Regions from separate parts of the Homo sapiens genome. Here region 1 is linked to region 2. A link is an interaction called in ENCODE POLR2A ChIA-PET data of the cell type or tissue named here. Cell type or tissue: Caco-2. All regions are shown on one strand. Each heading gives the region's core, and the rest is flanking DNA. Links, peaks and the distances in the headings are about the cores only. Region 1 holds the start of SNORA15B-2 (small nucleolar RNA, H/ACA box 15B-2). Region 2 overlaps LOC105375336 (a long non-coding RNA gene).

Region 1 (16,502 bases), core at 3,521-11,520, 240 kb after region 2:
TGGCATTTGCTTATATTTCTCAGTGCTATGCCCAGTGTAATGGAAAATGCACAGACTGGCTCAAGAGCCCAGGGATTTCAGTTCCAGGCCAAGCTCATCCACTGACTGACAGAGTCAGTCAAACTTGTTTGGATTTCAGATTCTTCATCTGAATAACGTAGATAACACTTATCCCATAGTACACTGCAAAGATGACACGTGACAGTGAAAAAGTTAGTTTCCCTTTAAATGTTAAGAATTAGGCCAGGCGCAGTGGCTCACACCTGTAACCCCAACACTTTGGGAGGCCGAGGCAAGTGGATCACAAAGTCAGGAGTTTGAGACCAGCCTGGCCAATATGGTGAAACCCCGTCTCTACTAAAAATACAAAAATTAGGTGGGTGTGGTGGCAGGCGCCTCTAATCCCAGCTACTTGGGAGGCTGAGGCAAGAGAGTCACTTGAACCCGGGAGGCGGAGGTTGCAGTGAGCGAAATTGCGCCATTGCACTCCAGCGCCTGGGTGACAGAGTGAGACTCAGTCTAAAAAAAAGAAAGGAAAAAAGAATGAGATTAGAGAGGGCCTTCATTCCTCCTGGAAGAACATCTGATGTACCTGAAATCTTTGTTGGTGACAGGAAATGTGTCGATAGCATAGGGTTTCACTGTCGCCTCCCACACAGGGCCTTCACCATCTCTGCCATCTGGAGAATTTGTTCCCATCAGGAATCTCCCACCTGGCAGTGGGACCATGCTAGTAGCCTGTCCATTTCCTGCAGATAAAAAGGAGAGATATCGGTAATACATGCATATATATAAAACAAGTGGTAATATTTGGATCGTATGCAATACTCATGATGGTATGACAAAACAAAACAAAAAATGTGGAGGCTTAAAAATCTGGCTTTAAATTCCTTTTGCATTTTGTTTGCCTTCACATTCTTGTTCTGCCACTTAGTTTGATGGGAAACCTTAGGCAAATTTCTTAATCTGAGATTCAATTTCTTTTCTTTTTTCTTTTTTTTTTTTGTGACAGGATCTCACTCTGTCACCCAGGCTGGAGTGCAGTCATGCAGTCTTGGCTCACTACAGCCTCTGCCCCCGTGGGCTCAAGCAATCCTCCCACCTCAGCCTCCTGAGTAGCTGGGACCACAAGTGTGCACCACCACGCCTGGCTAATTTTTGTATTTTTTGTAGAGATGGGGTTTTGTTATGTTGCCCAGGCTGGTCTCAAACTCCTGAGATCAAGTGATCCTTCCACCTCAGCCTCCCAAAGTGCTGGAATTACAGGTGTGAGCCAACACGCCCGGCTGAGATTCAGTTTCTTCATCTGAAAAATGAGGATACCTATGGACAACTGTAGCTTGTTCATAAAAGAAAAATAAGTATGAAAAATGGGGATAATATCTCACTATCTCTTAGGTAGTAGCTGTATCAATTAAAGTAACACGGAACCAGGTGCAATGGCTCAGAGACAGGGTGCAGAAGCTAAGGCAGGAGGATTGCTTGAGCCCAGGAGTTCAAGGTTGCGGTGAGCTATGATCATGTCACTGCACTCCAGCCTGGGTGACAGAGTGAGACCCTGTCTCAAAAAATAAAAAATAAAAAGATAGTAATAAAATAGCATGGGTGAAATGTTGCGCACATGATAGATTTGCACTTACCTCTTTCTTCCTCTACACAAACCCTTGCCCCAGCTAGGCGAATTTAGACACTCTACCCTAAAATACATCTAGCACTTTCTACCCATCCTTCTGCTCATGCTGTTTCTCTGCCTCTTCCTCTCCATTTACTGAACTCTTATCAGTTCTTGGTGATTCTCACCATTATATGCTCCAGAAGGGAAGTATATAATACATATATATTTTTGACAGTATATCCCTGGCCCCTGCCATAAATGCGCAATGATTATCGCCATATAGTTAAATGAGCACCTTTAGACTTGTTTGAATGCCTCAGAAAAATCATAGAATTAAAAAGGACCGGCCAGGCATGGTGGCTCACGTCTGGAATCCCAGCACTTTGGGAGGCAGAGGTGGGCAGATCACCTGAGGTCAAGAGTTAGAGACCAGCCTGGCCAACATGGCGAAACCCCGTCTCTATTAAAAATACAAAAATTAGGCTGGGTGCGGTGGCTCACACCTGTAATCCCAGCACTTTGGGAGGCCGAGGTGGGCGGATCACGAGGTCAGGAGATCAAGACCATCCTGGCTAACAAGGTGAAACCCCGTCTCTACTAAAAACTACAAAAAAATTAGCTGGGCGTGGTGGCGGGCACCCGTAGTCCCAGCTACTCGGGAGGCTGAGGCAGGAGAATGGCATGAACCCAGGAGGTGGAGCTTGCAGTGAGCTAAGATTGTGCCACTGCATTCCAGCCTGGGCAACAGAGCGAGACTCCATCTCAAAAAAAAAAAAAAAAAAAAAAAAAGCCAGGCATGATGGTGCACACCAGTAATCCCAGCTACTTGGGAGGCTGAGGCAGGAGAATCACTTGAACCTGGGAGGCGGAGGTTGTAGTGAGCCAAGATCGTGCCACTGCCCTCCAGCTTGGGGGACAGAGTGAGACTCTGTCTCAAAATAAATAAAAAAGGGTCTGTGCTTCAAACTCCTTATTCCACAGGAGGAAACCAAGACCCAAAAAATAAATATGACTTAAAGAGCTGGTTAGTAGGTGACAGGACTAGATTTGGGTCTCTTTACGGTACTGTTTCCAGTAGGCCACACTTCTTCAGCTTGATGCACCACTTCAGTGTCTTTCCAAGAAAGGATGTCTAAGCACTGTAACTTCTTTCAAGGCAGAGTCCTGGTCTTTTGATGTTCCTCAAGATCCTGTCTTTGGCTCTCTTATTCTGACACATTCACACTGATTTCATCCATTTTCTTTTTCTTTCTTTTTGTTTTTTTTTTTTTTAGGCAGAGCCTTGCCCTGTTGCCCAGGCCAGAGTGCAGTGGCATGATCTCGGCTCACTGCAACCTCTGTCTCCTGGGTTTAAGCGATTCTCCTGCCTCAGCCTCCTGAGTAGCTAAGACTACAGGTGTGTGCCAACACTCCCAGCTAATTTTTTGTATTTTTAGTAGAGATGGGGTTTCACCATATTGGCCAGGCTGGTCTTGAACTCCTGACCTTGTGGTCCACCCGCCTTGGCCTCTCAAAGTGCTGGGATGACAGGCTTGAGCCACCGCGCCTGGCCTATTTTCAGTTTCTTCAACAAATATATCACCAAGGGGAAAAAATGGATCATCCTGGCATGGTGTCTCAGGCCTGTAATCCCAGCACTTTGGGAAGCTGAGGCAGGGATTGCTTGAGGCCACAGTGAGCTATGATGGCACCACTGCACTCCAGCCTGGGCAACACGGTGAGACCTTGCCCCCCCGCCCCACCAAAAAAACAAATAAATAAAAGGAGTAAGTAGGGAAATAATCAGATTGAATCGGAATTAAGAAATAACATACAATTGCAATGTATGAGCTTTATTTTGTCCCTAATTCAGCCAGCAAACGTTAAAAACCCTTTATGGGATAATAGATGAATTTGAACAGATTGGATATATTATTAAGCAGCACTGCCAGTTTTTTAGTTGAGAAAGGGTAATTATTTTTTCGTGACTTCTTTTGACTATTCCAGCTGAAGGTTTAGAATAAAATGGGTTATGTCTGGACCCACTTCAAAATGGCTCCAGGAGACGGGGAGAGTGCGATTCCACAGGAGCAGGACTGGCCACAAACTGGCAGCTCTTTAAGGTGGCCCACGAGTACGTGAGGGCAGGGGTCGTTCCTCGTTACATTCTCCTCTTTCCCTTTTTTTTTTTTTTTGAGATGAAGTCTCGCTCTATCTCCCAGGCTGGAGTGCAGTGGCAGAATCTCGGCTCACTGCAGCCTCCGCCCCCTGGCTTCAAGGGATTCTTCTGCCTCAGCGTCCTGAGTAGCTGGGATTACAGGCCTACGCCACCACACCCGGCTAATTTTTTGTATTTTTGTGGAGACGGGGTTTCACCATGTTGGCCAGGCTGGTCTCCAACTCCTAACCTCAAGTGATCCACCCGTCTCAGCCTCCCAAAGTGCTGGGATTATAGGCATGAGCCACCGCGCCCGGCCTCTCTTTCCCTTTTATAAGATTGAAAGATTCCAGAGCAAGAAGTTGAAAGCACAAGGCGGTGAGGCACCCTGCGCACCGAGAGCGACCTCCCCAGCCGGCGGCTGCAGGCGCATCCCGGAAGCGGGCAGAGGGGCCTCAGGCTCTCTCCCGCCAGGGCGGAGGGCCCCATCCCCTTTCCCAGCGCCTCCGGCGTGGCCGGCGGTTCAGTGACCTAGCTTGAGCCACGCACCAACCAGGAGCGACAGCAGGGACAGCAGCGGTGATGAACAACCCATGCTGGCATCAGGACTGGCGCGCCACGCCGCGCACACCCACGGCCCCGCTGCTCATCCGCCCTCACGCACCACGGTGGCAGTCGCCTCCTCCACACATGCGCATGCTGCTCCACCACCGCCCCTCACCCAACGGTTCAGCGGGGGAAACTGACGGACACGAGGTGTAGGACTGGCCATACCACCTGCAAGGCTGCCCAGGGAAGTAAGGAAAAGCAGGTTGAGGGTCCCTAGAGGCCCCTTCACTACTTTTTGAACCTTTGGACAGCTTTCATTCCCTTTAAGATTGCTTCTGTGTGTCAAACCATTGCAAGACCACAAAGGAGGTTTCAACTTAACATTTATTTGCACACTCCAGGTCACTGCTGAGCCCCCAAAACCCACAGCCTAGTAACACCAACTTCACTTTCAAGGACCGCAGAGATAGACCAACTATATAAATCTTGTGGAAACATAGTAATTTGGGTGAGGAAACTATGACGCTAGAGGCTTTGGGATGAATATTTTGCATAAGCAAAAGTTCAGAAGCTTGAAAATATAGTCAGCCTACAAATCTCAAATTTCACCTGATAACCGTAGCCCTTAGCCACCATGCCTTCCAGCTCTCTCAACTCCCTTGCCTCTAGTTTACTCCTCTTCCCATTTCCTACAACTTTGTAGGGGGAGCATTTTAGCAAAGCTATTTCAAAAGCGTGAAAAGTCCAACTGATCAATAAATTTACTCAGAAATTTACACTAACGGGATGCTTCCAAAATTTTAAATTACTAAGCGTTATTTATATTAGCATAAAAATTTTAAAACCAGATGCTTAACAATAGGGTACTGCTGAATAATTTAACATATGTCCACATAAAATTAAACCATTAAAATCTGCTTTTTCAAGGAATATTTAATAAGGTAGGTAATATATGCTTATTTAACATGGAATTTTATGTCACTGCTGCTAAAGCAAAACATCCTGTTCACTGGGTGAAAGACCTGCTTTATCTGTGTACACTTCAGTGCAATTTTTAAAAAATACTGTGATTATAATTTCAGAACTTCCGAATTTCAACAGATGCCAGTGTTCTCTCCTTTTTTCACATGGGAAAATTCCCTTGAAACTCATTTGAAGCTTGGACAAAAATTCCACAGCTGTATTCTTCAGGATCACTTTGCAGAGTCTTCAAGACTCAGATACAGAGGAAGCTTCAATTCAACCTTTCAGAGAAGATTCCAGCTCGCATGATCTCATCAACCAAGAGAATGTTGGTGGCAACCAGTGCTGAAAGGGGGATAAAAATTAGATAGCTCAGATGATTAGGAGCCCTAATTCGACTCAACTTCCCACTTCCAACTAAGCTGCACACGTTAACATCCAATTAAATTTCCCCCTTCCCCTCTACACATCAGAGGGCTAGTTCGGTTTCCATACTTTCAGCTGATTACATTATTCATGGGGGAAAATGAGCAACTAAACAGAAAACACCAAATGAAGAGTATGATGATTCTCTAACAGTTTAGTTTTCATTTTCCCAAACTTACCAGGAATGAAGAAGCTGTTTCTTTACACAATCGTTATCCCATAATGCCTGCTTCTGCTGCTACCACGGGCTCACCTAAAAGGCAACCAAAGTAAATTCAGTCAATAAGAACCAACAATATTGTGTGTGGCTTTGCTTATCACCGATGACTCATTTCCTCCAGTATTAACTATGGGAATTCAAAGCTTCTCTGTTAGCCCAATTTTCTACTCTAAACCATGACCCCTGTCCACAATATTTGAGGAGTGTCTGACTTCTACTTAGAAGACCTGAACACCCCTCTCTCCTTCTGGATACATTTCTGTTTACCCATACTAAAGTACAGCACTGCAACTCTAATCTGGCTAAAATGGACTGATCATTTCCCTCATTCCAGAAATCTTTTTTATTAAATAATAATGTTGACAGCAATAGGTCTTGCACATACTGCATGGATGTACCTGTTATCTGTCTCCTACTTTGTACTTAATTTGTGTTGTTTTGTTACAGGGGCCTAAGATCAGGGCTGTCACCATTTCATTAGATTTCTAGATCCCCTCTTCTGGCATTATTTGCTATCTTTAGCTGTTTTTCACCCATGAATATAATCACCCAATCTATTTTCTTATCATAGTACTTGATTAAAAACTGAGTAAGGTGGCCGGGTGCGGTGCTTCACGCCTGTAATCCCAGCATTTTGGGAGGCTGAGGCGGGCAGATCATGAGGTCAGGAGATCGAGACCATCCTGGCTAACATGGTGAAACCCCATCTCAACTAAAAATACAAAAAATTAGCCAGGCGTGGTGGCAGGTGCCTGTAGTCCCAGCTACTCGGGAGGCTGAGGCAGGAGAATGGCGTGAACCTGGGAGGCAGCAGTTGCAGTGAGCCAAGATCTTGCCACTGCACTCCAGCCTGGGCAACAGAGCAAGACTCCGTCTCAAAAAAAAAAAAAAAAAAAGAAACAAAAAGAAACAAAGAACTGAGTTTAAGGCAAATGCAATATGAAAATCCTTCAACATTAATCTGAACCATCTACCACCACTCAACATCTCCAACAAAACTATACCAAAATTACTCAGTCTACTCTACTCCCTTAATTATTATACCTAGTCATTCCATTTTTTATTAATATCCTATTTTATCCCATTTTAGAACCCAGACTTCCCTAATAGTACTGGTGTCAAATTGCAAAGCAAAAGATTTTTTTTTTGGTCCCCATTTTGAATCTTTCCTGGCTTCAACTCACATGTACTACATCTAGTTTTTCCTCTACAAACAGTTGCATTCTCTTACCTGTGTTCAGGTCCACACCCACGAGCTGACCTGATTCTGAATGTTCTGCTTAAATTTTAACTAATGTTTCCTGAAGGTCAAAACCAGAATTCTGCGCAAGAACCTAAAGTAAACAAATTTAATTCCTGAGAAAACAGGAAGAATTGATATTTAAAAAAAAAAAAAAAGGGGCCGGGCATAGTGGCTCACACCTGTAATCCCAGCACTCTGAAAGGCTGAGGCGGATCACAAGGTCAAGAAATTGAGACTATCCTGGCCAACATGGTGAAACCCTGTCTCTACTACAGATACAAAAAATTAGCTGGGCATTGTGGCACGTGCCTGTAGTCCCAGCCACTCAGGAGACTGAGGCAGGAGAATCGCTTGAACCTGGGAGGTGGAGGTTGTCGTGAGCTGAGATCACGCCACTGCACTCCAGCCTGGGCGACAAGAGACTGCATCTCAAAAAAAAAAAAAAAAAAAAAAAGCAAAACAAAGTCTCGGCCAGATGCAGTGGCTCATGCCTGTAATCCCAGCACTTTGGGAGGCCAAGCCAGGTGGATCGCCTGAGGCCAGGAGTATGAGACCAGTCTGGCCAACATGGTGAAACCCCACCTCTACTACAAATACAAAAGAAACCTAGCTGAGTGTGGTGGCAGGTGCCTGTAATCCCAGCTACTGGGGAGGCTGAGGTTGCAGTGGGCCGAGATCACACCATTGCACTCCAGCCTGGACAACAAGAGCAAAACTCTCAAAATTCTTAAAAACAAAACAAAACAAAACAAGAATCTCATTGCATGAAGACAGAACATTTATGTTCCCTTCAGAGAATAACCAGACACAAGTTACTGATCAACTCTCTCATCTACCCCAAACCCAGCAGCAATACATCAGTCATAAACTATACTTCAAAATTAGTATATAATAAAAAACAATGATATCAGTTTAGCTAAAACCAAAACAAAAAGCAAGTTGGTACTCAAGTATAACCCCTAATACTGCAAATATTAAGCTACAGGTTCTCTCTTGCCATCTGAAACGTCAGCTATTCAGGCCTCCCAGAGAAACCAAATACGTTTGGATGTTTTATAGTCAGGAAGAAAACTGATCAAACCCGTTTATCCAAAATCCGTATTATGAATAAAGCCTACATTATCAAAAAGTTTTGATCAGCTGAATCTTTTGGAAGATTGACTGTTTAAGGCATACACACCTTGGGAATAACGAGCAACACATCAGCAAATGCTTGGACTCCAAGCTGTGCCTTGCCCTTTACACTGAGCTTATATTTATTCAGGGCTTCTGCCATTGCCACTTCCACGGCACCAGCACCGGAACCACACAGCCTGTTGGATGGGGGAAAAAGAAAAATGCTAAGAAAACTGTAGAACTAATTATGAATAACAAAATATACATATGAAAGCCATTAATTTCTTACAAATTCACTATGACCACATCAATTTAAGTACTGCATGTGAAAGCCACAATACAAGCGACTAACATATCAAATAGGAGAATGGTCCAACCAGAATGGCTTCACTGGCCACTGGCAGCTCTTTCAACAGATCAGTATTAGTTCATTTATTTGTATTCACCTTTAATAATGATATGCTATGAAAAACCTTAGCATACCATCAGTCATTCTAAAGGGAAGACTGCTTTTGCATGGTGTCTGGCTGTGTAAACTACTGATAAAAGAACACAGTATTCAGCCATGCTTTTCAGACCAGCAAAACAATTTAATAGAATTGAAATATGGTGAGGATCTTACCATCATCAATAGCATTTTTGACAGCCCTCAAGCCATCCCTTACTGCATCTTTGATCTAAGTGTGGGCTTATTTGGTCCTTTGATCAATAATGTGACAGAACGAGGGTTGTTACACTTCTCAATAAAGGTGAACTTCTCCCTTTGTGTAGAAGAAACATGATTTTCAAAAACACGATGTGTGCAAAGAGAGAAGAGGGACTTACAGAGAATGACAAGCAGCATATTAATAAGGAACAAACTTGATCACATCAAACCAAATTATCTTTTTGAAAAATCACATATAAATGGCTTCCCATTACTACACATAAACCTTCAAAATGTATATAAACAAAAATCTGATCCTGAATTTCAATTGATTTTTCTGCTAAAGACTTCATGAACCAGGCACAGTGGCTCATGCCTGTAATCTCAGCACTTTGGGAGGCTGAGGGTGAAGGACAGCCTGAGCCCGAGAGTTTAAGACCAGCCTGGGCAACACAATACCACCCTGTTTCTACAAAAATTACAAAAAAAATTTAGCCAGGCATGGTAGCACATGTCTGTGGTCCCATTTGCTCAGGAGCCTGAAGCAGGAGGATCACTTGAGCCCAGGAAGATGAGGCTGCAGTGAGCTGTGATCACACCACTGCACTCCAGCCCGGGCAGGAGTGAGAACCCATCTCAAACAAAACAAAAATAATTCATGAGCTAAAAAGTTCTATTACCCTCAGGAAGAAAATACACTTACCAATGTATACTCATATACAAGTCCTGCATGTCTCAAGCAGTCAGGACTTAGGTCCTCAAAAGAATTCAGGGCCACCCCACCACAAGCAAGAGTCAGCCTGAAATAGCATTTTAAGGGAAATGAATAAGCAATGTTACCAGTGAAGTTCAAAGAGAAGACCAGTAATTTCTAGGAAGGAATTTTTCAGAATTACACACAAAATTAGAGTTTAAAATGTACTTTAACCTAAGCCTTTTCATTTGCCATCAACCAACTGAAAACCAGTCTTTTAACCCTCCATTTAAACCACTCTCCCCAAGTCAGCAAATCTAAAGATGGACAAGAGCTCTTTAATGGCCAGGCATGGTGGCTCACGCCTGTAATCCCAACACTTTGGGAGGCTGAGGTGGGTGGATCACTTGAGGCCAGGAGTTTGAGACCAGCCTAGCCAACATGGCAAAACCCCATTTCTACCAAAACAAAACGAAAACGAAACAATTCAACGGGCATGGTGGCAGACACCCGTAATCCTAGCTACTCGGGAGGCTGAGGCACGAGAATCCCAAGAACCCAGGAAGTAGAAGTTGCAATGAACCACGATCATGCCACTGTACAACAGAGCAAGACTGTCTCAAAAAAATAATAAAATAATATTTTTAAAAAAACTTTTATTGTGGTGAGCTCTTTGGGAGAAAGTATACTGAATTCAGAGACAAAAAGTAAAATAATGTTTACAAGGGCATAGAGGGAATGAGAAATGGGGAGTAACTATTTAATGGGTATAGTTTCAGTTTGTGATGATAAAAAAAATCCTAGAGATGGACAGTGCTGACGGGTGCAAAATAATGCGAATATAGTTAATGCCAATTAATTGTACAGTTGAAAACCCAAAAATAAAGTATAAGGAAAAATAATCCCAATTCATTTGCAAAATAAGTAAAAGTCAAATTACTCAGATAAATCTGCTACTCATACCTCTCCATATTCCTCCTTTTAGCTCTGTGAAGAGCGACTATGCCTTCTTTGAAAGAGCATCTAAGGAAAAGGGGTCAATTCCCTATAACAAAAATAAAAATTAGTTTCAACATCTTTCACCTTAAAAGTAAAAAGGATGATACATACTATTTAGTTTATACACTGGATTTTCATTCTCACCTTTTGATTAATAACAAATCCTTTATCTGAATTACTACAGACTTTCCTTTTCAGTTCTATTATTTGTTTTAACTCTATCTTCAATGAATTTTCTTTCAGCTTTTATGAGTTTTTCTCTTTCTGCACTCTTGTAAAAAACGCCAGAATTCACTTCTCTATTAAGAAAAAAAAAAAGTTACAGAAAGCAGGGAAACATTTATTTTTTGAGAAAATAGCTTCTGAAACTGGATTAGTCCTAAGATTTAACAAACAGCTCACTGAGCTCCAATCCTGCCCCTTGCACATCTTCAGAGGCTGTTTCCTATAACTCTCCCAAACCAATTTGAGGATTATTGTCCTTACAGTGGGAAACGAAGTTTCACAAAAAAGTAACTCACCTAAAACACGAAGCTCCTCCATTTAAGTTAAGGGGCTATAAACTTAAGTTTTTTCATATTCTAATGACACGTTACAAATGAGGATATATGCATCCTCCACCCTTTTCTTCCTATCAAGATGCTATGCTCCATGGTCCAAAACAAGCCCTCTGATTAAGCTGTTCAAACATACACAAAATTATGGTTATTGATTTCCAGATGGGTGTACGTTAAACACCGAACTGAGAAGGCACTGATAATTTTCATGCAGTCAGCGTTGTTTCTTGAATTACTTGAAGATCCTATGCTGTACAGAAAAGTCTGCAGAGATAGTCTCCCTGGTAGGCTGTCAAACTGTGATGATATCTTTTAAAAACATGTTTTCTGCCAAGTGCCTGTAATGCCAGCACTTGGGGAGGCAGAGGTGAGAGGACACCTTAATCCCAGGAATTCAAAACCAGGCTATGCAACATAAGGAGACTCCATTCTCCATAAAAAGAAAGGAAAAATGAACATATACATGTTTTCTAACTAAGTCTTTAGAAAAAAAAATTTTTTTAATTCCTCTACTGCTTCTCATTATGCTTTGTACCTAGCAATTCAATAAACGCCAAATGACTGATGTTGTTCACCTTTCGGAATAATTCTACCCATAAATACAACATAACATTCACCTTATTTCAGGAGAAAATATTACTAAAAGTAAAAACAATCTTCACCTAGCAATTTATCCAACTTATATCTTTACCTAGCAATTTATCCAACTGATATCTTCAGGTAAATATACAATATTTTATATCCAAATATATTAAAAATTTTGCCAACAATATATATTGTACAAAGCACCCCTAAATTTCAAAACACACTTTATTAGTTTCTTTTTTTTTTTTTTTTGAGATGGAGTTTTGCTCTTATCACCCAGGCTGGAGTGCAATGGTGTGGTCTTGGCTCACTGCAACCTCCGCCTCCCAGTTTCAAGCAATTCTTCTGCCTCAGCCTCCCAAGTAGCTGGGATTACATGAGCCCGCCACCATGCCTGGCTAATTTTTGTAATTTTAGTAGAGACGGGGTTTCCCCATGTTGGCCAGGGTGGTCTCGAACTCCTGACCTCAGGTGATCTACCCACCTCGGCTTCCCAAAGTGCTGGGATTACATGCCTGAGCCACCAGGCCCGACCATTAGTATTTCATAGTCTTCTACCACCTACCTTGTATCAGTTTCAGATTTATGTTTCTTGTCAATGATCACAAAATCATGAAGAGATCAATAGGTTCATCTTTTCTTTTAATGGCCAAAATGGAGCCCACTACAGCCTGCAATAGGAGAAGGATAACCATTAAGTAAATTCAATTTGCAGCAGCAGAAACATGTTGCTTTTCAGAAGGCTAAAGTAGACAGTTTCTTCATTTTACAATCTCTACACTGATTTGTATTTTTCTATAAGCAGATAGAATACATTATATATGAACAGCTGTTACATTTCTGAAATCTCAATCTGTAATTCTCAAACATTAACATTCCTTAACATTAACATTCCTCCTGGTGTTTCATTAAAAATACTGATAACTGGAAGCTTTCTAATAACAAAATCTCCACTTTATAAACCTTTTAATGAAAGCTCCAATTTTACTTTTAAAACCCGGTTAGGTATACTATTATTTGAATTTCCTCATTTTACTTTTTAGAGACACAGATTAGGTATCACTGCCACAAAAATGAACCTACATAGCACCTTGTGATTGAAATTGGTAATTATATTCATGTTTCTACTATCAGAGATTTTCTACATAGGTGTACCATACCAGACACAGACAAAATTTAATACATACCTCTGTTAAGACATCTGCAAGTTCAGCATGAACTTTAGTACAAAGAGATGCCCTGGCCACATCTTTAAGTGTTTCCTTGTCCATCTCTCTGCTTACTTTGACTTCTTCCAAAAAATGAAGGGCTTTTCCTTCACAGCTTCAAATCCTTCAGTGATTATTCTGGGATGAAGGCCCTACAATAAACACACAATAACACTTGCATCTTCAATTAGGTGCAACTATAGTTCATGATAAAGTTCAGACAATTCTTGGAGGGATACTCTGATCATCCTATCTTTGAACACGAGGTAATATAATGTGCTGGCTTTCTGAATACATTTAAAAGGATAAATATTCCTTTTAATGCAGAGGAGAAGAGCAGGCAATGCTCTAGCACAGGGTCAAAGCCAAGGGAACTATAAAGCACACTTGGGTGTTCACTGTGCAAACCACTCCGAATCATGTCAAAACCGACACTGTGTCCCAACAACTCACAGATGGTAGCATTATTCTATCTTTTCTATAGGTAATCTCAAACTAATTCCATCATTTACTAATAAAAATAAATAAAGACTATCTGCTCTCTTTTACCCGAAAATTCTGACAATAGATTCGTAGTCACTGAGGTTTGTTTTAAACCTTGGAACTAGTCAGGGCTAAAAAAGTGGAATTTATCTAAATGTAAGCTTTTGGTTGTCTCTTTCCTAACAAATAAATATGCCTAGTCCTAAACATCCCATTTTAAAATCTCAATTATTAATCTAAAGACAGATACAAATCACATAGGCAATTCAACTTGATTACAAAATTATTTTCAGGCCAAAAAAGGTTCCATAACCTGTCCAAGCTCACAACAAATTTGTTTTAGACCAAGACAAAGACCCAGATTTAAGCCCCCTAATCCTACTGTATGGCCTCCGCTAGTATTAACACATCAATTTGTATAAATAAGTATCTGACACGTCCTATATACAATAATATATTACAGAAACAAGAGTTGTGTGCCGGGCGCGGTGGCTCACGCCTTTAATCCTAGCACTTTGGGAGGCCAAGATGGGTGGATCACCTGAGGTCAGGAGTTGGAGACCAGCCTGACCAACGTGGAGAAACCCCGTCTCTGCGACAAATACAAAATTAGCCGGGCGTGGTGGCGCATGCCTGTAATCCTAGCTACTGAGGAGGCTGAGGCTGGGAATTGCTTGAACCCAGGAGACAGACGTTGCAGTGAGCCGAGATGCCATTGCACCCCAGCCTGGGCAACAAGAGTGAAATCCCATCTCAAAAAAACAAAACAAAAAAAAGTTGTGCATACTTCAGAAATGTAGAGATCTGCCTGTTTCAGCAGCTCTCCAATGATTAGGACATTGGAAGTCGTACCATCACCAGTTATATCATCCTGGGCTGTTGCTACCTTTGCTATTAAGGAAGCTGTTGGGTGTTGAATTTGCTGAAAGTAGAAAAAGAACGAATCACTTAAAACAATATGAAACAGTCTAAAAATACCACAAATAAAATGCATGAAGGGCCTCTTTAAGTACTATCTACTTGAAAAAGCTACCCAAGTGTTTGGCTACAAATTACTAAGATTAAAAAGTCACAATTTGCTATCATGCGCATGCAATTATAATGATGGAAACATTTTCATGTGTAATTTATTTCCCAGGTTATCTCTACTTTACAGATGAGGAAGCTTGAGGCTCAGTGAAAGTTTACGCAAGATGACAGCTAACAGTTAACAGTAACGGATAATTTTACATCCTTGCCTCTTTAGGCAAGTGTAGGGCTCTACGAGAATAAGCCAGGTATCTCCTAAAATGAAAGCTCAGCAGCCTCCACTGTTACTCTGCAATGGCCAAGTAATTTAAAAGGAAAGGTCAGGTGCGTTAGCTCATGCCTGTAATCCCAGCACTTTGGGAGGCCACAGCAGATGGATCCCTTGAACTCAGGAATTCGAAACCAGCCTGGGCTACATGGCAAAATCCTATCTCTTAAAAAAAAAAAAAAGCGGAAAAAAATTGTATTTTAAAGGTAAAATGACATGTCTGCAGCTTACCTTCAAATGATTCAGAGGAAAAATAGAAAAGAAATGGAGCAACATGTAAACAATTGGTGAATCTAGGTAAAGGGCACACACAATATAATCATTATTTTCGTAGGTTTGTAATTTTTTCAAAGAAAACTGAAAAACAGACTTCTGGAGATTGGAGAGAAGTTCCAGTGGGAGGGGACTTCTGAGGTGGTAGCAACAATTTATTTCTTAACTACAATAGTGGTTGTGTGTGTCCACTTTATAATTATTTCCTAAATTGTAAATGTTCTACGTGCTTCTCTCTACTTATGCTGTATTTCTCACACACTAAAACCCAAATAAATTTTTTTTTTTTTTTGGTGACAGTCTCACTCTGTCACCTAGGCTGGAGAGTGCAGTGGCACAATCTTGGCTCACTGAAACCTCAGCCTCCCAGGTTCAAGCAATCGATTCTCCTGCCTCAGCCTCTGGAGTAGCTGGGACTACAGGCGTACAGAACCATGCCTGGCTAATTTTTGTATTTTCAGTAGAGACGGAGTTTCACCATGTTGGCCAGGGCTGATCGTGAACTCCTGGCCTCAAGTGATCCACCTACCTCGGCCTTCCAAAGTGCTGAGATTACAAGAATGAGCCACTGCACCCGGCCCCAAAACAATTCTGACGTCAAGTTTAACCGTGGCTCCACTTTTCTGCTAACACGAGCCACCACTGAACCCAGTAAAAACAAAAACACCTCCTAGATTAGCAAGTCTTTATTAAAGATATTTCATCTGGATGTTGATAGCATGGTATACTACTAGCAAAACCCTGATTATTCTGAACTCAAATCAGCAGGAAATCATTTCCCTTTCTTGGATTTGAACTGTTAAGTTTTGGGAATTTAGGGATGAGTAAAACGCATACTCCCTTCAATAATCTCATATTCTCCATCCCTAAGACTTTAAAAATGTTAAAGCAAAGAGATTTCTCTCCCCTCCAGTTGGAGATGGAGATGAGACATAACAGAGAAATTGCTGTTTTAAAAAGAGAAAAACCGGCCAGATGCTGTGGCTCACGCCTGGTAATCCCAGCACTTTGGGAGGCTGACTCAGGCGGATCACCTGAAGTCATGAGTTCAAGACCGGCCTGGCCAACATGGTGAAATACCATCTCTACAAAAAATACAAAAATTAGCTGGGCATGGTGGAGCAAGCCTGTAATCCCAGCTACTTGGGAGGCTGAGACAGGAGAATCACTTGAACCCAGGAGGCGGAGGTTGCAGTGAACCACTGGACTCCAGGCTGGGCGACAGAGTGAGATTCTGTCTTAAAAAAAAAAAAAAAAAAAACCCATAAAGAGAAAAACCATCCTCATGCATTTTGCCCATGTGATTGTGTCAACCACCCTTAATTTTTCAAATTTTATTATAATTAATGTACAATTACAGTCCTTTAGCCCAGACTGTGAATGGCAAAAAAGCAGGGATTCAAAGACAGGGCTGTCAGACTCCAGGCACAGTCAGTACTATTACTGTCACTGTTACATGTCACTTCTGAATGTTCTCCTACCTTGAGAATG
Region 2 (16,502 bases), core at 2,989-10,988:
AAAAGAGACTTTATTTGTATGAGTGCAGATAGATTGAAAAAGTGGCAGCCCACTGAAGATGAAGGCCATCATCCTCTAACCAAGAGGTTGGAGTGGGCTGTAGAAATGGTGAGGAAGGGATAGGTATCTTTTTTTTTTTTTTTTTTTTTTTTTTGAGACGGAGTCTTGCTCTATCGCCCAGGCTGAAGTGCTGGAGTGCAGTGGCACGATCTTGGCTCACTGCAAGCTCCACCTCCCGGGTTCATGCCATTCTCCTGCCTCTGCCTCCCGAGTAGGTGGGACTACAGGTGCCCGCCACCATGCCTGGCTAATTTTTTGTATTTTTTTAGTAGAGACGGGGTTTCACCGTGTTAGCCAGGATGGTCTCGATCTCCTGACCTCATGATCCGCCCGCCTTGGCCTCCCAAAGTGCTGGGATTACAGGCGTGAGCCACCAAGCCCAGCATTTTTTTTTTTTTTTTTTGAGTTGGAGTCTTGCTCTGTTGCCCAAGCTGGAGTGCAGTGGCGCGATCTCGCTCGCTGCAATCTCCTCTTCCCGCGTTCAAAAGATTCTCTTGCTTTAGCCTTCCGAGTAGCTAGGACTACAGGCGCCCACCACTATGCCCGGCTAATTTTTATATTTTTAGTGGAGACAGGGTTTCACCATGTTGGCCAGGCTGGTCTCAAATTCCTGACCTCAAATGATCCGCCTGCCTCTGCCTCCCAAAGTGCTGGGATTACAGGCATGAGTCACCACGCCTAGCCTAGATGTCCTGAAAGAAGTGTAATCATTGATACTTGGTGACTGAATATGTGCAGTGGGTGAAGGAGGAGTCAAGGAGGACCCTCAGATTTCTGGCCTGGGTGCCTGGCACTTCACCGAGAAGAGAAGTACAATGGGAAGAGCTGGTTTGTTGGGAAGGCTGTAGGGTCACTCTGGGGCGTGTTAAGTTCATGGCATGTCAGAGATGTCAAGGTGGAGAAATCTAGCAGGCAGTCGGCCACAAATGTGTGAAGCTCAGGTCACATGGCATGAGGACATGGCTGTTTTTTAATTTTTAAATTTTTCTGAGTACATGATAGGTGTATATATTTTGGGTATATGGGATATTCCTTTTTTTATTTTGAGACGGAGTCTTGCTCTGTTGCCCAGGCTGGAGTGCAGTGGTGCGTATCTCAGCTCATTGCAACCTCTCTCTCCCAGGTTCAAGCCATTCTCCTGCCTCAAATTCCCGAGTAGCTGGGACTGCAGGCACCCACCACCACGCCCAGATAATTTTTTTGTATTTTTAGTAGAGACAGGGTTTCACCATGTTAGCCAGGATGGTCTCGATCTCCTGACCTAGTGATCCGCCCGCCTCAGCCTCCCAAAGTGCTGGGATTATAGGCGTGAGCCACTGCGCCTGGCCAGTATATGGGATATTACAATACAGGCATACAATGTGTAATAATCACAGTAGGGTAAATGGGGTGGCCATCACCTCAAGCATTTATCCTTTGTCTTATAAACATATCCAGTTATACTTTTGTAGTTATTTTTAAATGTATAATGAAATTATTGCTGACCATAGTAACCCTGTTGGATTATCAAATACTAGACCTTATTCATTCTTTCTATTTTTCATACCCATTAACCACGCACACTTCCCCCACCTCACCCACCCCACTGCCCATCCCCACCTCTGGTCTGCTGCTCTCTGGTCCTTCTCCTCTCTCTGTCTCCAGAAAGCATGGACTTCTTGGTTATAGCTTGTAGTGGTAGCTGACATTGTGAGGCCTGGGTGAGGACGTCAGTAGGAGGGTCAGAGGATGAAAGTCAGCACCATGAGAGTGCCAGAGCCTCGTGGGAGAAGAGAAAATCCAGAAGGAGATGAAGAAGGGAGAGTCGGAAATATCAGAAAAGAATTGAAAGAGAAGATGTCATGGAAGCCCCGAGGGCAGGCAGTTTTAAGGAGGGAATGATCAGCAGTGTCAGATGGAGTAGGACCGAGGAGCAACCGCTGGATTTGTCCATGTGGAGGCACCAGGCCCTTGAAGGAAGAACACTTTTGGTGATCGCTTGGGCAAGAGCTAGGGTGCAGGGAGTTGAGAAGCAAGGGGAGAAAGTAGAGACAATGAAAGAGGTGGCCGGGTGCGGTGGCTCACGCCTGTAATCCCAGCACTTTGGGAGGCCAGGGTGGGTGGATCACAATGTCAGGAGAGCAAGACCATCCTGGCTAACACGGTGAAACCCTGTCTCTACTAAAAATACAAAAACTTAGCCAGGCATGGTGGCACACCCCTGTAGTCCCAGCTACTCAGGAGGCTGAGGCAGAAGAATTGCTTGAACCTCGGAGGCGGAGGTTGCAGTGGGCCGAGATCACGCCACTGCACTCCACTCTGGGCAACAGAGCAAGACTCCATCTCAAAAAAAAAGAAGAGGTTTGGTTAACCCCGGGCGCGGTGGCTCATGCCTGTAACCCCAGCACTTTGGGAGGCCATGGCAGGTGGATCACGAGGTCAGGAGATCGAGACCATTCTGGCCAACATGGTGAAACCCCGTCTCTACTAAAAAAATATAAAAATTGGCTGGGCATGGTGGCATGTGCCTATAATCCCAGGGGAGGCCTGGCTTCTCCTGGCCTCTTAAATGGAGGCACTTTATGGTGTTCTGTCCTGGTCTTCACTCACTCCACAGTTGGTTTTTGGAGCATAATATCCACTCCACAGTTTCATATAACTCCTTGCAATTAAATCTAGTGCTGGTTTTTTTCTTTAGTTCTAGACCAAATTAGGCCTCAAACTAGACACGCTTTTTTTTTTTAAGACACACTTTTGACAGAAACGTCTTCAGAGGTATAAAGGTACTGCAAACTCAAATTTCATTTTAAATAATTTTTTTTTTTTGAGACGGAATCTCGCTCTGTCACCCAGGCTGAAGTGCAGTGGTGCAATCTCGGCTCACTGCAAGCTCCACCTCCCAGGTTCATACAATTCTCCTACCCCAGCCTCCCGAGTAGCTGGGACTACAGGCATCCACCACCACACCTGGCTAAGTTTTTGTATTTTTGGTAGAGACGGGGTTTCACCGTGTTAGCCAGGATAGTCTCGATCTCCTGACCTCCTCCCAAAGTGCTAGCATTACAGGTGTAAGCCACCGTGCCCGGCCTAAATAATGTATTTTTTTCTAAACAACCTAACCTTAACTATCTGTTCCTTCACTCCTCCTCCCCCGACACAATCTACACAGGTCCTGTTGACTTTACCTGAGGGTAACGGGAAGCATTTCACCTGTTTAGACACTTACTGGCATGCCTGCCGCTGCTGGCCAACTTCATAACCTTACTCTTGCTCACCCAGAGGGTGTTACAGTGCGTTCCTCACTGTCTGCCTCCATTTTCTTGGGTCTTCCAGAATCGCTGCCAGCACCAGCCAGAACATGCCCCTCTTCCTTGGTTGTTCTCCTATATTGACCAAGTCACACCCAGCCTCTTGATAGTCAGGGCCCTTTCGATCTTGTCCCAGATGACTTTTTCACCCCATGTCCTACCCCTCTCTAGCTGTTTCCTGAAACTCCGGGAGCTTTCTTTCCTCTGGGCATGTCTTTGTGTTGTTCCTGCCCTGGCTGTCTGTCCCTTCCATCCCTTTTGTGTTGAAAAGCCTTCAGGGTCTAGTGCAAGGGTCATCTCTGTGGAGTCTCCTTTCTTGAGTCTAGAGTAAACATTTGGGGGAGTAAACATTCTACAAGCAGTAGAAATTGACTAGAACTGCCCTAATAATGACTGCCATTTATGGAGAAACTATCGTGGGACAGATGGCATTATGACACTTTCGATCCATTATCACATGTACAGTAGAAGCAGATGGCCAAGAACAGGAGCTTTTCTGCCATTTACTAGCTTTGCAACTGTGGACAAGTTATTTGCTATCTCAGTGTCAGTGAAATCTGAGGATTCAATGTACTTGCACATGGAAAGCAAGCAATAAATGGTAGCTGCAGCCTCTGGGAAGATTTTCATCCCTCTTAATCCTCTCATAAGATAGTAAGTACTGTTATCATTCCTATTTCACAGATGAGGAAATTGAGGCTCAGGGAGAGTGGGTAAGTGTTCTGCTTCCCCCAACACATGGCTGCAGGAGTCATGGCTTCTTCATGTTTTCACTCCAGAAGCTCTTTAACGCAGTAAATACTTACTGAGCTGATTGGAAAGATGGATCTGCAGCTCCAGGGTCAAATTGAGAGAGAAATGTAGAAGTTGTCGCCTGCACAGGGGTGGTCACTGCAGTCATTTGATCTCCTCTGAAGTTCTGTAGTCTTTCAGGGTCCACACTGTTCGGCCACCCTTTCAGCAATGAGCTGTGTCTTTCTTTGAGGCAGATGATCACTATATCTGTCACTCAGATCTTTTGTTGTGAAAATTTGCATGTATTTGTCTTTTTTCTCCAGCTGGGTTAAGTGCTTTCAGGGCAGAGGCACTGTACCTGTATTTCTGTTTATTAACTCCTGCCTCTTTAAGTCCCCGTTTTGTTTACTAAGATAATAGGTGAAATCTGGGAAACATTAAATCTTCATCTCGAAAAGGAATTCATCCATTTCTAAGAGATGACCAAACAAGATGATTTTGTATGTTTTAATTTTTTAGTTTTAGAGATAGGATGTGGCTCTGTCACCCAATCTGGAGTGCAGTGGTGCGATCATAGCTCACTTCAGCCACCAACTCCTAGGCTAAAGTGATCCTCCTGCCTCACCCCCCTTGTCCTCTGCCTTCCGTAGTTGGGACTACTTGTGTTTCACCAGAAAAAAATCAGCTTCCTGTTTGAATACCCACTAGACATTTAAAGTTCTACAATAAACCCATCGAAGATGCAAAAAAAGCGCCTCTGCAAAAACAAAAAACCCACAATCAAGCATCATCGACTCCCCAAGTAAACAAAATGGTAATATCAAAAAAACAGATAAAGCTGTCATCCACCAAAAAAGCGGAGCTGCCGACCTGGGGTCCACTAAAGAAGCTGACACAGTTAGCTAAAAAAAGCCTAAAAAAACAAGGGTAATACAAACTCTAGAAAATATACTGGTTACAGCTTTGATAATTGTATCAACGGTGGTAAGTCTCCTCATGTCTGCAGAAACAGCTGCAGCTAATTATACTTACTGGGCCTATGTGCCTTTCCTGTCCTTAATTTGGGCAGTCACATGGATAAATAATCCTATTAAAGAATATGTTAATAATAGTGCGTGGGTACCAGGCCCCACAGATGATCGTTGCCGTGCCCAATCAAAAAAAAAAAAAGAAATAATAATAAATATTTCCATTGGGTATTATTATCCCCCTATTTGCCTAGAAAAGGCACCAGGATGCTTAACGCCTACAACCCAAATTTGGTGGGTAGAAGTACCTACTGTCAGTGCCACCAGTAGATTTACTTATCACATGGTAAGTGAAATGTCACTGGAGCCACAGATAAATAATTTACAGGACTCTTCTTATCAAAGATCATTAAAATTTAGGCGTAAGGGGAAGCCTTGCCCCAAGAAATTCCCAAAAAATCAAAAGGCCCAAAAGTCTTAGTTTGGAAAAAATGTGTGACTGATACTGCTGTGGTATTACAAAACAATAAATTGGAAACTATTATAAACTGGGCCCCTCGAGGCCAATTATATTATAATTGTACAGGCCAGACTCACTCATGTTCACAGGCCCCATCCATCTGGCCCATTCATCCAGCCTCTATTAGTGATTTAACTAAAAGGCAAGACCAGGTTTTATAAAGGTTTAAATCACCCTATCCATAAAAATGGGGTAAAAAGAGAATTTCATCACCTCAACCAAAGTTAGTTCGTCCTGTTACTAGTCCTAAACATCCAAAATTATAAAAACTTACTGTGGCTTTGCACCACGTTAAAATTTGGTCTGGAAATCAAGCTATAAAACCAAAAAGTCGTAAGCCATATTATACTATCAACCTAAATTCCAATTTAACAATTCCTTTACAAAGTTGTGTAAAACCCCCTTATATACTAGTTGTAAAAAACACAGTTATTAAACCAGATTCCCAAACTATAACCTGTGAAAATTGTAGATTGTTTACTTGCATTGATTCAACTTTTAATTGGCAGCACCATATTCTGCTAGTGAGGGCAAGAGAGGGCATGTGGATCCCTGTGTCCATAGACCGACCATGAGAGTCTTCCCCATCTGTCCGTATTTTAACAAAAGTATTAAAAAAAGTTCTAACTAGATCCAAAAGATTCATTTTTACTTTAATTATGTGATTATGGGTCTTATTGCAGTCACAGCTACTGCTGCGGCTGCTGGAATTGCTTTACACTCTTCTATTCAAACTGCTAAATATGTAAATAATTGGCAAAAGAATTCCTCAAAATTGTGCAATTCTCAGACCCAAATAGATCCAAAATTGGCAAACCAAATTAATAATCTTAGACAAACTGTCATTTAAATGAGAGATAGGCTCCATGAGCTTGAAATATCTTTTTCAGTTACAGTGTGACTGAAATACGTCAGATTTTTGTATTACACCCCGAGCCTATAATGACTCTGAACATCAATGGGACATGGTTAAACGCCATCTACAAAACAGAAAAAATAATCTTACTTTAAATATTTCAAAATTAAAAAACCAAATTTTTAAGGCATCAAAAGCCCATTTAAATTTGGTACCAAAAACTAAGACAATTGTAAAAGCTGTTGATGGCCTCACAAATCTTAACCTCGTCACTTGGGTTAAAACTATCAAAAGTTCCACTATTGTAAATTTGTATTAATCCTTGCATGCCTGTTCTGTCTGTTGTTAGTTTACAGGTGTATCTAACAGCTCCAAAAAGACAACGACCAACAAAAACAGGCCATAATGACTATGGCGGTTTTGTCAAAAAGAAAAGGGGGATATGAAGGGAAAAGAAAGAGAGATCAGACTGTTACTGTGTCTATGTAGAAAAGGAAGACATAAGAAACTCCGTTTTGACCTGTACCCTGAACAATTGCTTTGCCCTGATATGCTGTTAATCTGTAACTTTGCCCCAACCTTGTGCTCACAAAAACATGTGTTGTATGGAATCAAGGTTTAAGGGATCTAGGGCTGTGCAGGATGTGCCTTGTTAACAAAATGTTTACAGGCAGTATACTTGGTAAGAGTCATCGCCATTCTCCCATCTCAATAAACCAGGGGCACAATGCACTGCGGAAAGCCGCAGGGACCTCTGCCCTGGAAAGCCCGGTATTGTCCAAGGTTTCTGCCCATGTGATAGTCTGAAATATGGCCTCATGGGATGGGAAAGACCTGACCATCCCCCAGCCTGACACCCGTGAAGGGTCTGTGCCCTGGAGGATTAGTAAAAGAGGAAGGCCTCTAGCAGTTGAAATAAGAGGAAGGCCTCTGTCTCCTGCCTGCCCCTGGGAAGGGAATGTCTTGGTATAAAACCCGATTGTACATTTGTTCGATTCTGAGATAGGAGAAAAACTGCCCTGTGGTGGGAGGCGAGACATGTTGGCAGCAATGCTGCTTTGTTATTCTTTACTCCACTGAGATGTTTGAGTGGAAAAAAGCATAAATCTGGCCTATGTACACATCCAGACATAGTACCTTCCCTTAAACTTATTTGTGACACAGATTCCTTTACTCACATTTTCTTGCTGACCTTCGCTCCACTATCACCCTGCTCTCCTGCCACATTCCTCTCACTAAAATAGTAAAAATAGTAATAAATACTAAGAAAACTCAGAGACTGGTGCTGGTGTAGGTCCTCCATATGCTGAACACCAGTCCCCTGGGCCTACTTTTTTTTCTCTATACTTTGTCTCTGTGTCTTATTTCTTTTCTCAGTCTCTTGTCCCACTTGATGAGAAATACTCACAGGTGTGGAGGGGCAGGCCACCCTTTCAGTATTTTTAGTAGAGATGGGTTTTATGTTGGTCAGGCTGGTCTTGAACTCCCAACCTCACGTGATCCACCCACCTCAGCCTCCCAAAGTGCTGGGATTACAGGCATCAGCCACCGCACCCAGCCCCCAAATTATTTTTTAAAGCAGAAGACTGTGGAAATAGTGGATATATAAAGGTGATGGGATTATGAATATGGTTTCTTGTTAATGTCCCCTTAATATATGATATTTTTCAAGGCTACAGAGTCTATAAAATAAGGAAAAATGTTTACAGGGAAGATGGGAGTGATAATTTCCTGGAATGGGACTGGTTTTTCTGGACATCATGAGATACTGCTCTCCATGATTAAACAGTAATTGACATAAAGTCAACATTAATATAATAAAAATATTGGTGAATCAAGTTTTCAAAACACAAAAATGTTGTACACGCTAGTGGTTCTATAAATAACACATGCTTTTATTTAACATCAAGACACTTCAGGGCAAAGACACAAAGTACTAAACGGAATATAACAAACTTATTTTTGTATTGATAAATACTTACCAAGTAATAACTGTAGTATATAAAATATAAGTCCAAAGACACTGTTTGGCTGGTTTAATACACCATCCTTTCCAAAAATGGAACCCAAAAGACCAAATCCTCGACCCCATCTGTAAAATAAGGAAAACCAGTAACCCTATATTTGAATTTCCCTATTTTAAAAAATGTATCATTATTTGAGAACGTTATCCAATTCTAAAATCAACTAAGTTGTGAAATGTCTTAAATGTCCTGTGTTGAGAGAGTGATTTGCCCCAAAGAGAGGGAGGCCAGTCACTAGATTTCTGATTAGAAATAATCATCTAAAATGAACATATCTAAAGGTGCCAGTATACCCATCTGAATCTCTCAGTTGCCAATTTCTATATATTCTCTTCTCCAGAAGGTAGGGCAAAGTATTCGTTTTCCAATGGCATTAGTATTTGCAGAAGGAGACTTCTCTATGCAGAAGGAGACAGTTGTCCACTGTCTCTTAACAGTGGACTACTGACATTTTGGGCTAGATAATTCTTTGTGCTGTGGGGTGTTCTGTGCATTACATAACAGTACCCCGGGGCTCCCCCAACTAGATGCTGCCAGTACTCCTCCACCCCAGGTGTGACTACCAAAAATGCAGTCACAGCCATTGCCAAACGTCCACTGGGAAACAACTGCCACCAGTTAAAAGCCATAGATGTAAGGGGTGCTATTTATTCACTCAAAGAATATAGATTGAAAAGTTGTTTCTTCACAAATTTCACCAGGATATGCATTAAGAAATATACTGGGAATGTATTTTTTAAATGTAGGACTGGGCCCGTGGCTCACTCCTGTAATCCCAGCACCTTGGGAGGCCGAGGTGAGCAGATCACGTGGTCAAGAGTTTGAGACCAGGCTGGCCAACATGGTGAAACCCTTGTCTCTACTCAAAATACGAAAAATTAGCCCAACATGGTAGTGCGTGCCTGTAATCCCAGCTACTTGGGAGGCTGAGGCAGGAGAATCGCTTGAACCCAGGAGGCAGAGGTTGCAGTGAGCCGAGACTGCACCACTGCACTCCAGCCTGGGCAACAAGAGCAAAACTCCACTTCAAAAAAAAAATGCAGGACGATATCAGAAACTGTAGGTCTTTCCTAGAATCCTATCTCAGAAGTAAAAAACCGGATACATTATATGCCCTATCAGTTTTTATTTGCAATTTAACTTTAAATCTTGGATATGACTTAATATTTTTAAAACCTGATTTTCTTTTTTAAATTGTTAATACTGATTTGATAAAACTTGATACAAATAACAAGCTAACATTCATTGTGAATAACAAAACCTTTAAAGATAATGTTAACTCTGGCTTGAACGAGAGTGCTTCTTAAATGCTAAAAAATAAATAACCAGTTATGGTGTTAAGTCAGTAGAGAAACACTCTAAACAAAATCTAAACTTTGGTTCTGAAGACAAACTGCCCCAAAACAAGGATAAATAAGTGATTCTCCACGGACCACAATAGTTTAATGGCACTCGATGCCCAAGATACAGAATGAAACCCCTGTGTAACAGTGATGTTGGGAGAGAAAAATCACCCCGATTTTACAAACAAGTGAAAGCCATGAAGATTTTTTTTTTTTTTGAGACGGAGTCTCGCTCTGTCACCCAGGCTAGAGTGCAGTGGACGGTCTCAGCTCACTGCAAGCTCCGCCTCCCGGGTTCATGCCATTCTCCTGCCTCAGTCTCCAGAGTAGCTGGGACTACAGGCACCCACCACCACGCCCGGCTAATTTTTTGTATTTTTTTTAGTAGAGACAGGGTTTCACCATGTTAGCCAGGATGGTCTCAATCTCCTGACCTTGTGATCTGCCCAACTTGGCCTCCCAAAGTGCTAGGATTACAGGCGTGAACCACCGCGCCCAGCCGCCATGAAATTTTATTGTACAATTATACAATCCTTTTTTTTTTGTATTTTTTGTAGAGTTGGGGCTTTCCCATGTGCCAAGACTGGTCTCGAAATACTGGACTCAAGCAATCCCCCCACCTTGACCTCCCAAAGTGCTGGGATTACAGGCCGAGCTATGACACCCAGCCTTCAGTTATACATTTCAAAGAACATAAAATAATTTCCATTATATTCATTTATTCTTTCACTCATCTAAATACTTATTGAGCATGTACTGTGTGCACTGACGCTACGTGCCGGGGATCCAGAAGTGAACGAGCCAGACGAGGTGCTGCCCTTGTGGACCTTAAATTCTATTTAGGGAAGAGAAACAATAAACATGTAAACACATTCCAGATTACCTGCAGCAATGGACACACCTTGTAACAGATACACAGGAAAATTAGAAGGGGAAACTCTAGATCAGTGCTTCTGAAATTTTTAAAGCACAATCACTTTGGGGTCTGGTTAAAATGCAGCTTTTCCTTCAGTGGGTCTGTGGTGGGGCCTAAGACTCTGCATTTCCAGAGAAAACACAACACAAAATGAAATGCTTGCAGGCAACACTGACGCTTCTGGTCTGAAGCCCACACTTGGAGATCCATAGCTGTGGGCAGAGAAGGGGTGCAGCAAGCTCCTCTAGCTTGATGATCGGGAAGGACCTTTTCCAGGAATGAAGTTTTGAATGAGATCCTGAGTGATGGTAAGCAATCGGTCTCATGAGCAATGGCAAGTCAAAGGCCTTGAGGTAGGAATGAGCTGTGGGTGTGCCAAGGAAGGCCACTGAGGCTGGGGCATGGTGATTGAGGAGAGTGACAGGAGAACTGGGAGCGAGTCCAATCATTTACATTATTTAGGGCCTTGTGTGTAGGCCATGCCGAAGAGTTTGAATTTTATTCTAATTGCTATGAAAGACGTTTAGTAGCTTTCAAACTGGAGAGTGAGATAAGCTTATTTATGATCACTCTTCGCTGCTGCATAAAGAACAAACTGCTGGAGGCCAGAGTACAGATGGGGAAACTATATGTAATCAAACCTCTTAGCCCTACTCATCCCAGGCAGGAATTCCAATTTAAATCACTGCCTTTGGCAACAGAAATAAATGGCATACTGCCAAAATTATCATGGCTAAACAGAATTTTTATATATTCAAAGCACTGGTCTATGCCTGATTATTCATGTAAGAACACATGGGTATTTTCCTCGAAAACAATGTGGCAATCCACAAATGAATATATTATCAAAGTTATACATGCATAAGGTTTCAAAATAAAATAAAATCAAAGCCTTCTAATACAGAGATGTTCCCTCCTCCAGCCCTCCCCAAGTCAGTTCTCATCCCAGAGGCATCCACTTTGATGTCTGTTAACTGTTTTCACTGTTATTTAGCTCCACATTTCTAAATAATATGTTTACATTGCTATTTCTTTTTTTTTCCTTTTTGAGACAGTCTCACTGTGTCGCCCAGGCTGGAGTGCTGTGGCATGATCTCAGCTCAATGCAACCTTTGCCTCCTGGGTTCAAGTGATTCTCCTGCCTCAGCCTTTTGAGTAGCTGGGATTACTAGCACCTGCCACCATGCCCAGCTAATTTTTGTATTTTCAGTATGGATGGGGTTTCATCATGTTGGCCAGGCTGGTCTCGAACTCCTGACCTCAGGTCATCAGTCCGTCTCGGCCTCCCAAAGTGCTAGGATTACAGGTGTGAGCCACTGCATCCAGCCCTAAATATTATCTTTTGACTTTCTAATATTGTAAGCCAGAATGTTGCTTTTTTTTTTTTTTTTTTGAGATGGGGTCTCACTCTGTCAATCATGTTGGAGTGCAGTGGTGCGATCTGCGCTCATTGCAACCTCCACCTCCCAGTCTCAAGCAATCTTCCCTCCTCAGCCTCTCAAGTAGCTGGGACCACAGGCGTCCACCACCATGCCTGGCTAATTTTTATATTTTTAGTAGAGATAGGGTTTCACCATGTTTCCCAGGCTGGTCTCGAGCTCCTGAGCTCTGGTGATCCACCTGTCTTGGCCTCCCCAAATGCTGGGATTACAGGTGTGAGTTACTGTGGCTGGCTAAATATTGCTTCTTTAAAAAAAAAAAGTTTACTATGTAATAGAAAACTTCAAATGCATATACACAAAGTGAAGAGAAGAGTGTAATAAACACCCATGTATCATTTTGCTATGGTAAAGAGAAAAGGTATTATAAAAACAAAACACACACAAAAATACAAAAAATCCCAGGTACCCATCACCCAGCTTCAATAATTATGCCTTTCTTGTTTCATCTCCACCTCTACATACTCAACACTTGAGAATTACTTTTAGTTCTTTTATTTATTTTTATTTTTATTTTTTGTGACAGAGTCTCGTTCTGTCACCCAGGCCAGAGTGTAGTCACACTTTCTCGGCTCACTGCAACCTCTGCCTCCTGGGTTCAAGTAATTCTCCTTTCTCAGCCTCCTGGATAGCTGGGATTACAGGTGCCCACCACCATGCCGGGCTAATTTTTTGTATTTTTGGCAGAGCCTGGTTTCATCATGTTGCCCAGGCTGGTCTTGAACTCCTGAGTTCAGGAGATCCACCTGCCTTGGCCTCCCCAAGTGCTGGGATTACCAGCGTGAATTTTTTTTTTAATTTATTTTATACTAAAAAACTTCAAATGCATATACACTAAGTGAGCAGAAAAGTGTAATAAACCCCCATGTATTGTTTTGCTATGGTAAAGAGAAAAGCCAAATAAAAACAAAACAAACAGGCCAAACAAAACAAAAAAACCCATGTGCCCATTACCCAGCTTTAATAATTATGCCTTTCTTGTTTCATCTTCACCGCTACATACTCATCCCTTGAGAGTTACTTTTAGTTCTTTTATTTATTTTTATATTTATTCTTTGAGACAGAGTCTCACCCTGTTGCCCAGGCTGGAATGCAATGACGCGATCTCGGCTCACTGCAACCTCTATCTCCTGGATTCAAGTGATTCTTTTGCCTCAGTCTCCCGAGTAGCTGGGACCACAGGCATGTTCCACCATACCTGGCTAATTTTTTGAATTTTTTAGACCTCAAGTGATCCACCCACCCTGGCCTCCCAAAGTCCTGGGATTACAGGCACAAGCCACCGGGCCCAGCCTTAAGTAAGTTAAATTTTTGATTACCTTTATTTACTGATTCGTTATAGATATTTTGGAAATCATTTGCTTTTTTCTTTGTTATTTAAACTTTTGTTACCATAAATATGCAATTATCTTGCTTTTGCCACTTTTAAGAATATCAAATTTATTCTTTAAAACAATAATCTTAAAATTATCCTTATTTATTTATTTATTTTTGAGACAGAGTTTCGCTCTTGTTGCCCAGGCTGGAGTGCAGTGGTGCAATCTTTGCTCACTACAACCTCTGCCTCCCGGGTTCAAGGGATTCTCCTGCCTCAGCCTCCTGAGTAGCTGGGATTACAGGTGCCTGCCACTACCTCCAGCTAATTTTTTTGCATTTTTAGTAGAGGTGGGGTTTCACCATGGTGGCCAGGCTGGTCTCAAACTCCTGACCATTAAAAAGGAAGAATGAACCTTGGAAAGTCTAAAAAGGTGGGAGAAACATTTGCGAGGCTTAGAAGGGTGCATATAAGATGTTCGGAGGAACTTAGTGGAAGATTTGTAAACTTATTTGGTAAGTTGCTGTTTTGTTTTCATTATTTTTAATGTTATTACAGTTATATATAGTTTAAAAAAATCAGATAGTGCTACAAGACTTGGAACAAAAAGCAGCATTCTTCTGACCCCTGAGGTATCCTCCTTAGAAGCAACTCATTTTAGTGGTTTCTCTCAATATTTACCCATAAATTTCTTTTCACAAAAATGCCTTATTATTTTTATTCATATTTTTTAATTTTTAAATTTTTTTTGTAGAGATGAGGTCTCACTACGTTGGCCAGGCTGGTCTCGAACTCCTGGGCTCAAGTGGTCCTCCCACCTCAGCCTCCCAAAGTGCTGGGATTACAGGCATGAGCCACCAGGCCTGGCCACTTATTATTTTTGGATCATCTAGCACTGTATGCTAAACTAGACTGTGATTTGGTAGACTTTCACTTCCCTATCCCCCTCCCAATTATACCATAATTTGTACTTACATCAAAATTTTTGGTTCTATCAGTATATATTGTTTACATGGTTATCACTATATTGTCTGACACAGAGCCCAGAATGATCTGTTCTAACAAGATTCTGTAGAGTAAATCAAGTCATAGGCGATCAGTAAATAGAAGAATGACAGTAACACAACACCAAGTTGCACGGTCCAGACATCATTTTCCCCAGCATGTTAAAAGTGCTCATGCCTGGAATCCCAGCACTTTGGGAGGCCAAGGCGGGAGGATCATTTGAGGTCAGGAGTTCAAGACCAGCCTGGCCAACATGGCGAAACCCTGTCTCTACTAAAAATACAAAAATTCGGCGGGCCTGGTGATGGACACCTGTAATCCCAGCTACTTGGGAGGCTGAGGCAGGAGAATCGCTTGAACCCGAGAGGCGGAGTTTGCAGTGAGCCAAGATCGTGCCATTGAACTGCAGCGGCTGTAATTCCAGCAGTTGGGGAGGCTGAGGTGGACGGATCACGAGGTCAGGAGTTAGAGACCGGCGTGGCCAAAATGAGGAAACCCCATCTCTACTAAAATTACAAAAATTAGCCGAGCATGGTGGCGCACTCTTGTAATCCCAGCTACTCAGGAGGCGGACGTTGCAGTGAGCCGAGATCGAGTCACTGCAATCCAGCCTGGGCGACAGAGCAAGACTCTGTCTCAAAGAAAAAAAAAGGGACCGGGTGGGTGGCTCATGCCTGTAATCCCAGCACTTTCGGAGGCTGAGGCGGGTGGATCACCAGGTGAGGAGATCAAGACCATCCTGGCTAACACAGTGAAATCCCATCTCTAGTAAAAATACAAAAAAAAAAAAAAAATTAACCAGGCATGGTGGTGGGCACCTGTAGTCCCAGCTACTTGGGAGGCTGAGGCAGGAGAATGGCGTGAAGCTGGGAGGCAGAGCTTGCAGTGAGCCGTGACCGTGCCACTGCACTCCAGCCTGGATGACAGAGCGAGACTCCATCAAAAAAAAAAAAAAAAAAAAAAAAAAGAAGAAAGAAATGGGCCAGGCACGGTGACTCAAGCTTATAATTCCAGCACTTTGGGAGGCTCAGATGGGAGGACTGCTTGAGGCCAGGAGTTCGAGACCAGCCTGGTCAACATAGAGAGACTCCATCTCAATTGTGTCAAATATTAATTATATTTTTAATTAAAAAAAGTTAAGAAATGCAATAAAGTGAACCACAACAAAGTGAAGTCAAAGAAAATGAGGCTGGGTGCAGTGGCTCACACCTGTAATCCCAGCACTCTGGGAGGCCGAGGCAGGTGGATCACCTGAGATCAGGAGTTCGAGACCAGCCTGGCCAACATGGTGAAACCCCATCTCTACTAAAACTACAAAAATTAGCACCGTGTGGTGGTGCATGCCTGTAGTCCCAGCTATTCTGGAGGGTGGGGCAGGAGGGTCTGTTGAGCCCCAGAGTTTGAGGTTTAGTGAGAGTTATAATCATGTCACTGTACTCCAGCCTGGCTGACACAGTGAGACCCTGTCGCAGAAAAAAATTATAAAATGATGTATTAATAAGTATGCTAATCTACTAGAGAATGCTGTTAAATGACAAGTAGTCCATAATTGCCTACAACCTCATTTTCACTGGAAATTAAAGTTAGGAAGTGTTAAGAATTCTGATCAATATACATAATTGACCTACTAAATATAATACAGGTGACTGTGTGAAAAGTATCCAAGGAAAATAGGGTTTTTTTTGTTTGTTTGTTTGTTTGTTTTTTTTTGAGATGAACTCTCGCTCTGCTGCCCAGGCTGGAGCGCAGTGGTGCGATCTCAGCTCACTGCAAGCTACACCTCCCAGGTTCATGCCATTCTCCTGCCTCAGCCTTCCCAGTAGCTGGGACTACAGGCACCTGCCGCCATACCTGGCTGATTTTTTTTTTTATTTTTTTAGTAGAGAAAGGGTTTCATCGTGTTAGCCCAGATGGTCTCAATCTTCTGATCTTGTGATTTGCCCGCCTCGGCCTCCCAAAATGCTGGGATTACAGGCATGAGCCACCATGCCCAGCCGAGTATATTTTTTATAAGGAAATGTGGTAGGATTGATA

Evidence for each region. ChIA-PET counts read pairs that join two places held together with the same protein. Peaks named below come from ENCODE experiments on the same cell type or tissue, not always from the same donor. Only the 100,000 strongest peaks of a DNase experiment are listed, where the experiment ranks them.
Region 1: POLR2A ChIA-PET joins it to region 2 with 10 read pairs; 2 of 35 experiments call an interaction of 5 or more read pairs at or near these places.

Annotation. Positions count from the first base shown.
Region 1 is chr7:65,752,388-65,768,889 of GRCh38, reverse strand. LINC03006 (long intergenic non-protein coding RNA 3006) reads left to right here. Exons shown (of 8, transcript NR_038378.4): 2 at 5,873-5,959. SNORA15B-2 (small nucleolar RNA, H/ACA box 15B-2) reads right to left here and starts at 8,838; the gene lies at 8,704-8,838. SNORA22 (small nucleolar RNA, H/ACA box 22) reads right to left here and starts at 13,364; the gene lies at 13,231-13,364. It also overlaps the pseudogene CCT6P1. In Caco-2, for the core only: no CTCF peak of the experiment used is centred there; a DNase peak (open chromatin) is centred at 7,379.
Region 2 is chr7:65,996,044-66,012,545 of GRCh38, reverse strand. All of the region lies in intron 4 of LOC105375336 (a long non-coding RNA gene), which reads left to right. Among named protein-coding and RNA genes, the nearest start is that of GUSB, 22 kb to the right of the region's middle. In Caco-2, for the core only: no CTCF peak of the experiment used is centred there; a DNase peak (open chromatin) is centred at 7,185.